Linked DNA regions of Homo sapiens: region 1 is linked to region 2. Evidence: read pairs that join two places in POLR2A ChIA-PET (ENCODE). Cell type or tissue: Caco-2. All regions are shown on one strand. Each heading gives the region's core, and the rest is flanking DNA. Links, peaks and the distances in the headings are about the cores only.

Region 1 (4,396 bases), core at 118-4,117, 190 kb before region 2:
GGGTTCCAAATTCAGAGTGCGGGGATAGCCCCCCACCTGGAGGAGACCTTTATTTAGTCATACTCCACCACTGTGCTTTTGCCTACTAAATACTATAACCACCGGTGATCATTATGTGATAATTAGCACAGGCCTTTTTTATAACTCCCAGAGCACTACCCCAAAATAAGTGATTGTGTCAGGTGGCAAGGCTACTCCTAGAGACAATTCCTGACTCACTCATTCATTCACTAAATATTTAGTGAACTACTGTGGGCCAGGCCCTATGCTAGGCAGCCATGAGCAGGAAGGTTGTTGTCCCTGGTATTACAGTGCCGACATGTTGCTGGATGGCTAGGCACTGAGCAAGTTTACCCACGGGATATGTGTATCCAAAGTGGAAATGCAGTGTGTATAAGAGGGGCACCCAACTCAATGTGGCTGGGAGAGGGATAACAGGAAGCCTCCCCTATAATAGTAACTTTGAAGATGAGATCTGTAGGAGAGGCAGGAGCTAGCAAATGGAATCCAACTTAGGGTAAACCTATGCTATTTGTATGAGTTCCCCAAAACTTAAAGTTAAACCCAAAGTTGCCTCTTCATATAAACCCTCCAAAGTAACTAATAGGCTATGCCAGCTACAGTGCAGCCAACTCTACTTCCGTACAACGTGATGCTACTTTGGAAAAGTGTGAAATCCTACTTAAGTGGAAGGTGTAATTATTGCAGAGTATTTCAGGGAGGAAGATGGCACCAGGGAAATAGGCATGAAAATCAGGTTCTTCTATTATTTCCACAACCTGGTCTAATTCTCCATGCCCTTGGGATGGCCTGGGTCTGTGATAGGAAATATGTTTTTCTGTCTCTATTTGAGCAACAACATCCTTCTTATCAGCTGCTCCAATGAGGAAGACACTGATGTCCTTTTGCAGGAAACTAACAGGAAAAGAAAGAAAGCTTACCACTAAATACACATCCTGAGGGTGAAATGAAATGACTGCAGTGTAGGAAAGGGCTGAATAAATAAATACACCATTCCTATTGTATAGTCAGACTTCCTGGGGGCGAGTCCTCATCTCTTTACCCTGTCTTTCCCTTCTAAAATCCGCTAACCTGCCAAGGGACCGAACAAAGTTTTCTCTGGCTATTAACAGGTATGGAAACATACAAGTCTCCTCTGTCCCAGACACAGAGGAAACACAGAATAGAGAATAGGAAGGAGAGAAAACCAGAGCCACAGGAAGAGGAACTTGATATTGGTGTACATCTCCCCTTCATGTTTACAGAACTTTCCCAGCAACTTCTGCTTTGAGCCTTTCTGTGTACAAATCTGGTAATGTTTGGGAACATTTCGGGAGAGGAAAGGGCCAGGGCTAGTGCAGCTCAGAAAATCATCCGAACTCTTTAAATCACAGCTGCACAGGTGACTTGATTTAGAGGGAGAGGTGTAAACTGTCATTATCTGTGAATACTGAGCTCTAATCCTGTAGAGCTGCAGTGGAGACTGCTAGAGAAGATGATTCCTGATCTGAAAACAATTCCAGCCTGGAGGATCCTAAGGCATTTCCTTGTAAGGGTAGTTTTCTTCTGTGCGGAAAAGAAATGAAAGAACATGTGCAAATATGGGTGGGAGAAGAAGAAACAGAGACAGAGAGAGAGAGAGACAGATAAGTTGCAAAAACTTGGATCTTTGTATTTCTTTCTTTTCTTTTTCTTTTCTTTTCTTTTCTTTTTTCTTTTTTTTTTTTTTTTTTGAGACAGAGTTTCTTCTTTCTTGTTGCCCAGGCTGGAGTGCAATGGTGCTATCTCGGCTCACCGCAACCTCCGCCTCTCGGGTTTAAGTGATTCTCCTGCCTCAGCCTCCCAAGTAGCTGGGATTACAGGCATGAGCCACCGCACCCGGCCTGGATCTTTGTATTTCTACGGTGTTTTTAGTTTAAGGATCATTTACACTTTAGGAGGTTTTTGTTTTTTCTGTCTTTCTTATGTAATAATTATGGGTGAGCCCTGAGAAATGACTCAAAGCAAAAATAATGGGGTTTTCTTGATTATAGTTCCTCATTTTTCCTGGCCACAGGCCAACCCTCAATATCCTCCACCTTTATAAGGAAGACAGCTTCAACCCAGCCCTAAAGGGTGACTCCAGCCTCTTATGATCTTTCTTTCATGTTGCAAACTGGACTCTCTTCTTCCAACTTTCTAATTGCAAAATTGCTCTTTATTTTTATGGGTTCTTATTACTTCCAACCCAGGTGTGAAAATGTCTTCTTGGACACCCTTATCCCATCTGTAGGGCCTGTGTAGGTCCCTCTTTCTCTCATTCTTAGTTGAGGATTGACTGAGTAGACTGCACAATGATGACCATATTTTAAAAGGGACAAAGGTCACATAGCGAAGTCTCTGTTCATTCTCCCAGGCACAATCCCTTCTGTCTGGATTCTGGTTGGGGCCAGGCTCAGACTTTTGTGCATATAGGAGGTGCTGCCATAATTAGCCCATTTTGCTGGTTTTGTGCATACCCTTCTTGGTATAGGGCAGGCAGGAAATTAGACTGTGTTATGGATTTGGTGGTCATATTTTATGAACCCCAAATCTAGAATTGTGCTCTGGTGAGTATAGGGTGCTAATGGAAAAACTGAACAAAACATATGGAAATAAGGCCACCCTGGAAAAGTAATGAGAGTTCATAGTATTTCCTTCCAGTAGCTTGGAGAGAATATCAAATATCACATGTTTATTAATAATGTTGGTTTTTTTTTTGAGATGGAGTCTCGCTCTGTTGCCCAGACTGGAGTGCAGTGGCGTGATCTCTGCTCACTGCAAGCTCCGCCTCCTGAGTTCATGCCATTCTCCTGCTTCAGCCTTCTGAGTAGCTGGGACAACAGGTGTCCGCCACCATGCCCAATTAATTTTTTTGTATTTGTAGAGATGGGGTTTCACCGTGTTAGCTAGGATGGTCTCGATCTCCTGACCTTGTGATCCGCCCGCCTTGGCCTCCCAAAGTGCTGGGATTACAGGCGTGAGCTACCGTGCCCGGCTATTAATAATGTTAACAATAACTAATGATTATTGAGCATTTACTACATGTCAGGTCCTGAATTATGTATATTATTTCATTTACTCCTCATAAAAGGGTTCCTTCTAGGAGCTAGGGGAGAAAACCAGCCATTATATAGTCAATAATAATATTAATGGTAATAATAGTTATTATATATAACAGTTATATATTACATAACATATGCTGGCCCGAATTGAACATATTCTCTAATTTGATTTTTGAATATTTAAAAATATACACATATATTTGTTTTTTTTTTTTAAGAGATGGAGGAGTCTCACCATGTTGCCCAAGCTGGCCTCAAACCCCTGGCCTCAAGTGAGCCTCCCACCTCAGCCTCCCAAGTAGCTGCCACCATGCAGTCTCTAATTTAAATTTTAAACAAACCCTAGATGTTATTATTATCTTAGAGTAGGCTGCTTCTAAAATAGCTCCCAATGATCCTCTTGCTGGTCTTTACATCCTTGTGTAATCTCCTTGAGTGTGGGCTGGACCTAATGACTTACTTCTAACTCACAGGATGTGGCAACAGTGATGGGATGTCACATCTGTGATTGGATTACGAAAGACTGTGCCTTCTGTTTTGCTATTACTGTCTCTGGTGAGTCCTCTCTCTTGCTCTTGCTTGCTTGCACTGATGAAGTAAGCTGCCACGTTGTGAGATGCTCAACGAAGAGGCCCATGAGGCAGGGCACCGAGGGAGGCTTCTGGCCAACAGCTCCTGGGGAACCAAGGCCTTAGGAAGTGAGTCCTGCCAACAATAACGAGGTGAGTGAGGCAGGAAGCAGATCTGTCCCAACTGAGCTTGAGATGACTGTGGTCTTATAAGAGACCCAATGCCAGAGAGTTGACCCACAGAAACTGAGACGATAAACGTTCTTTTAAGCTACTGAGTTTTGGGGTAATTTGTTATGCAAGACAAGATAGCTAATATGTATCTCATTTTATAGATGAAGAAAATGAAGCTTTAGGGTGATGAATCAATGTTCCCCAAATTACACAGTTGGTAAATGGCAGAGCCAAAGCTTTTGGAACATACTAAGTTCGAGGTTCTAGGGTCTGAGTTTAAGTCTGCTTTCTCATGAGGTTCCAAGTGATTGGGACACTGCAGTTCTGGAAGAATTCTACTCTCTGAAATCCTTGGAGGATAGCCATGTTTCCAGGAAACTCTTTGTGTGCATAAAAACAGAGATGGACAAAAGTTTAAATGGTGCTAAGTGCTTTGAGTCGGTCCACTCCCTGCTGCAGAAGAATGGCTGATCCACCCATAGATCTGGTGATAGTAACCAGGAGCTCCAGTCAATAGCACAATGGCAGAACTCAGAGCTACAGCCCATCCATTTTTACAAGCGCTCAAGC
Region 2 (4,396 bases), core at 283-4,282:
ATGTGCTTGCTAAGCCAGCCCATACTGCTCTAGCACCCGTAGCAATGCCTGTGCGTGAAACCAACCCTTGGGCCCATGCCCCTGATGCTGCTAACAAGGAAATTGCAGCCACATGTTCGGGTAAGGTGGCCACAGATGGTGTTGAGGATTCTGGGATCAGATAAGTGACCCTGGTTCTAAAACTCAGCCAGTTAGCTGAGTGGGAACTAGGGAGGAATCCTTTCAGGAAAACTATGTTCCCTCCTAGAAATAAGTTGCTTACATAAGAAAGGATGGTGAAGGAGAACAAAAGAGATCAGACTGATAGTCATTAGGACTGTGGAACAGGACTGTGGAACAGAGCCCCACCCATAGAGCTTTTATAAAATACAGATTCCGGCTGGGTGTGTTGGCACATGCCTGTAATCCCAGCACTTTGGGAGGCTGAGGTGGGTGGATCACGAGGTCAGGAGATGGAGACCATCCTGGCCAACATGGTGAAACCATCTCTACTAAAAATACAAAAATTAGCCAGGCGCGGTGGCATGCGCATATAGTCCCAGCTACTCAGGAGGCCGAGGCAGGAGAATCGCTTGAACCTGGGAGACAGAGTTTGCCGTGAGCCAAGATTGCGCCACTGCACTCCAGCCTGGGCAACAGAGCAATACTCTGTCTCAAAAAAAAAAAAAAAAAAAAAAAAGATTCCAGGGCCCCACCTCAGAGAATCCATCACCGGATTTGGTGATGTGCAGACATTCCTGTAGAAAGAGGGGGCCCTGCTCCTACAATAGGAGGCCTACAAAAAGTGCTAGAAAAAGCACTTCATTTTTGCTTTTTTGTACTTTCTAGTTTTGTATAAAAAACATCTATTAATTATAAAACCAAAAAGTTTTTTTTTTTTGGAGGTGGAGTATTGTTCTGTCACCCAGGCTGGAATGCAGTGGCATGATCTTGGCTCACTGCAACCTCCATCTCTCAGGTTCAAGCAACTCTCCTGCCTCAGCCTCCCGAGTAGCTGGGACTACAGGTGCATGCCACCATGCCCAACCAATTTTTGTATTTTTAGTAGAAATGGGGTGTCACCATGTTGGCCAGGCTGTTTTCGAACTCCTGACCTCGTGATCCACCCGCCTTGGCCTCCAAAAGTGCCGGGATTACAGGTGTGAGCCACCACACCCGGCCTCAAAAGGTTTTAACATAGTAATAAAGGCAGTTCACCAAAAAGACAACATATTTCTGGAAGCCAGGCAGAGGCCAGCAAGATATGGCCAGGTCACTGGTTATTTTCTTTTTGCTCTGTTAGAGCAGAAGATGAATTGCCTTGGGCCCTTTAGAGGATGTGCAAGCTAGGTGTTTTTTTTTTTTTTTTTTTTTTTGAGACGGAGTCTCGCTGTGTCACTAGGCTGGAGTATCTTGGTTCACTGCACCCTCTGCCTCTCAGGTTCAAGCAACTCTCTTGCCTCAGCCTCCCGAGTAGCTGGGACTACAGATGCATACCACCACGCCCAGCTAATTTTTGTATTTTTAGTAGAGACGGGGTTTCACCATGTTGGCCAGGATAGTCTCGATCTCTTGACCTCAGGTGATCTGCCCACCTCGGCCTCCCAAAGTGCTGGGATTACAGGCATAAGCCACTGCACGTGGCCTTTTTTTTTTTTTAAGACAGAATTCTCACTGTGTTGCCCAGGCCAGAGTGCAGTGGCACAGTCATAGCTCACTGCAGCCTCCAGCTCTTGGGCTCAAGTAGTCCTCCTGCCTCAGCCTCACAAGTAGCTGGGATTACAGGTGTGAGCTACCACAACCAGCTAGTTTCTGTATTGTGGATGAGCCATAGCAACAGCGAGGGGTTTCTGACATCAGTCAGCTGCCGTGGTTTAATGCATTTGAGCCATATCTAGACAGTGCTTCAGTGTGGCTGACACAGCAGCATGGTCTTGACAAGTTTTCTTCATCCTACCACAAAATCCCAGTTGGTAATAGAGACTTTACTCCTACCTATCAAAACCACAAAATGTCCCATTAGGGGGGGACATGTTGTACATGTTAGGATCATTCAAATAACCAAGATTATAAGGTGAGGAAAGATGCCCCTAACTGATTCTTTTGTCTCTCATCTTGTTGGTTCCAGGGACCGAGTGGGGTCAATCTTCTGGTGCTGCCTCTCCAGGTCTCTTCCAGGCCGGTCATAGACGTACTCCCTCTGAGGCCGACCGATGGTTAGAAGAGGTGTCTAAGAGCGTCCGGGCTCAGCAGCCCCAGGCCTCAGCTGCTCCTCTGCAGCCAGTTCTCCAGCCTCCTCCACCCACTGCCATCTCCCAGCCAGCATCACCTTTCCAAGGGAATGCATTCCTCACCTCTCAGCCTGTGCCAGTGGGTGTGGTCCCAGCCCTGCAACCAGCCTTTGTCCCTGCCCAGTCCTATCCTGTGGCCAATGGAATGCCCTATCCAGCCCCTAATGTGCCTGTGGTGGGCATCACTCCCTCCCAGATGGTGGCCAACGTATTTGGCACTGCAGGCCACCCTCAGGCTGCCCATCCCCATCAGTCACCCAGCCTGGTCAGGCAGCAGACATTCCCTCACTACGAGGCAAGCAGTGCTACCACCAGTCCCTTCTTTAAGCCTCCTGCTCAGCACCTCAACGGTTCTGCAGCTTTCAATGGTGTAGATGATGGCAGGTTGGCCTCAGCAGACAGGCATACAGAGGTTCCTACAGGCACCTGCCCAGTGGATCCTTTTGAAGCCCAGTGGGCTGCATTAGAAAATAAGTCCAAGCAGCGTACTAATCCCTCCCCTACCAACCCTTTCTCCAGTGACTTACAGAAGACGTTTGAAATTGAACTTTAAGCAATCATTATGGCTATGTATCTTGTCCATACCAGACAGGGAGCAGGGGGTAGCGGTCAAAGGAGCAAAACAGACTTTGTCTCCTGATTAGTACTCTTTTCACTAATCCCAAAGGTCCCAAGGAACAAGTCCAGGCCCAGAGTACTGTGAGGGGTGATTTTGAAAGACATGGGAAAAAGCATTCCTAGAGAAAAGCTGCCTTGCAATTAGGCTAAAGAAGTCAAGGAAATGTTGCTTTCTGTACTCCCTCTTCCCTTACCCCCTTACAAATCTCTGGCAACAGAGAGGCAAAGTATCTGAACAAGAATCTATATTCCAAGCACATTTACTGAAATGTAAAACACAACAGGAAGCAAAGCAATCTCCCTTTGTTTTTCAGGCCATTCACCTGCCTCCTGTCAGTAGTGGCCTGTATTAGAGATCAAGAAGAGTGGTTTGTGCTCAGGCTGGGGAACAGAGAGGCACGCTATGCTGCCAGAATTCCCAGGAGGGCATATCAGCAACTGCCCAGCAGAGCTATATTTTGGGGGAGAAGTTGAGCTTCCATTTTGAGTAACAGAATAAATATTATATATATCAAAAGCCAAAATCTTTATTTTTATGCATTTAGAATATTTTAAATAGTTCTCAGATATTAAGAAGTTGTATGAGTTGTAAGTAATCTTGCCAAAGGTAAAGGGGCTAGTTGTAAGAAATTGTACATAAGATTGATTTATCATTGATGCCTACTGAAATAAAAAGAGGAAAGGCTGGAAGCTGCAGACAGGATCCCTAGCTTGTTTTCTGTCAGTCATTCATTGTAAGTAGCACATTGCAACAACAATCATGCTTATGACCAATACAGTCACTAGGTTGTAGTTTTTTTTAAATAAAGGAAAAGCAGTATTGTCCTGGTTTTAAACCTATGATGGAATTCTAATGTCATTATTTTAATGGAATCAATCGAAATATGCTCTATAGAGAATATATCTTTTATATATTGCTGCAGTTTCCTTATGTTAATCCTTTAACACTAAGGTAACATGACATAATCATACCATAGAAGGGAACACAGGTTACCATATTGGTTTGTAATATGGGTCTTGGTGGGTTTTGTTTTATCCTTTAAATTTTGTTCCCATGAGTTTTGTGGGGATGGGGATTCTGGTTTTATTAGCTTTGTGTGTGTCCTCTTCCCCCAAACCCCCTTTTGGTGAGAACATCCCCTTGACAGTTGCAGCCTCTTGACCTCGGATAACAATAAGAGAGCTCATCTCATTTTTACTTTTGAACGTTGGCCTTACAATCAAATGTAAGTTATATATATTTGTACTGATGAAAATTTATAATCTGCTTTAACAAAAATAAATGTTCATGGTAGAAGCTTTTGCCCATGAAGGGCTGTTCTTTCCCCTTTCCTTTATTAGTAAATGAATTTATTTTTCGTTCTTTTGGTCTTACTCTCCATTCTACTGCTGCTGTAAATCCCTAGTTTAGTGACTAGAAAAATACCCTTAAGATTCATATTTTCATTCATACTTTAATCCTGAGTGTATCTCTAAAGTCAGATTCTTGCTGCTCAAAGTGTGGTCTG

What was found. Peaks named below come from ENCODE experiments on the same cell type or tissue, not always from the same donor. Only the 100,000 strongest peaks of a DNase experiment are listed, where the experiment ranks them.
Region 1: POLR2A ChIA-PET joins it to region 2 with 6 read pairs; 10 of 35 experiments call an interaction of 5 or more read pairs at or near these places.

Annotation. Positions count from the first base shown.
Region 1 is chr14:73,462,884-73,467,279 of GRCh38, reverse strand. LOC101928143 (a long non-coding RNA gene) reads left to right here and starts at 3,638. Exons shown (of 3, transcript NR_135251.1): 1 at 3,638-3,805. RefSeq lists enhancers at 2,110-2,339, 3,600-3,689. In Caco-2, for the core only: no CTCF peak of the experiment used is centred there; no DNase peak of the experiment used is centred there; H3K4me3 peaks cover 40 bases.
Region 2 is chr14:73,275,005-73,279,400 of GRCh38, reverse strand. It overlaps NUMB (NUMB endocytic adaptor protein), which reads left to right. Exons shown (of 13, transcript NM_001005743.2): 12 at 1-120; 13 at 2,108-4,185. The coding sequence ends at 2,823. Among named protein-coding and RNA genes, the nearest start is that of PAPLN-AS1, 31 kb to the right of the region's middle. RefSeq lists an enhancer at 2,373-2,873. In Caco-2, for the core only: no CTCF peak of the experiment used is centred there; no DNase peak of the experiment used is centred there.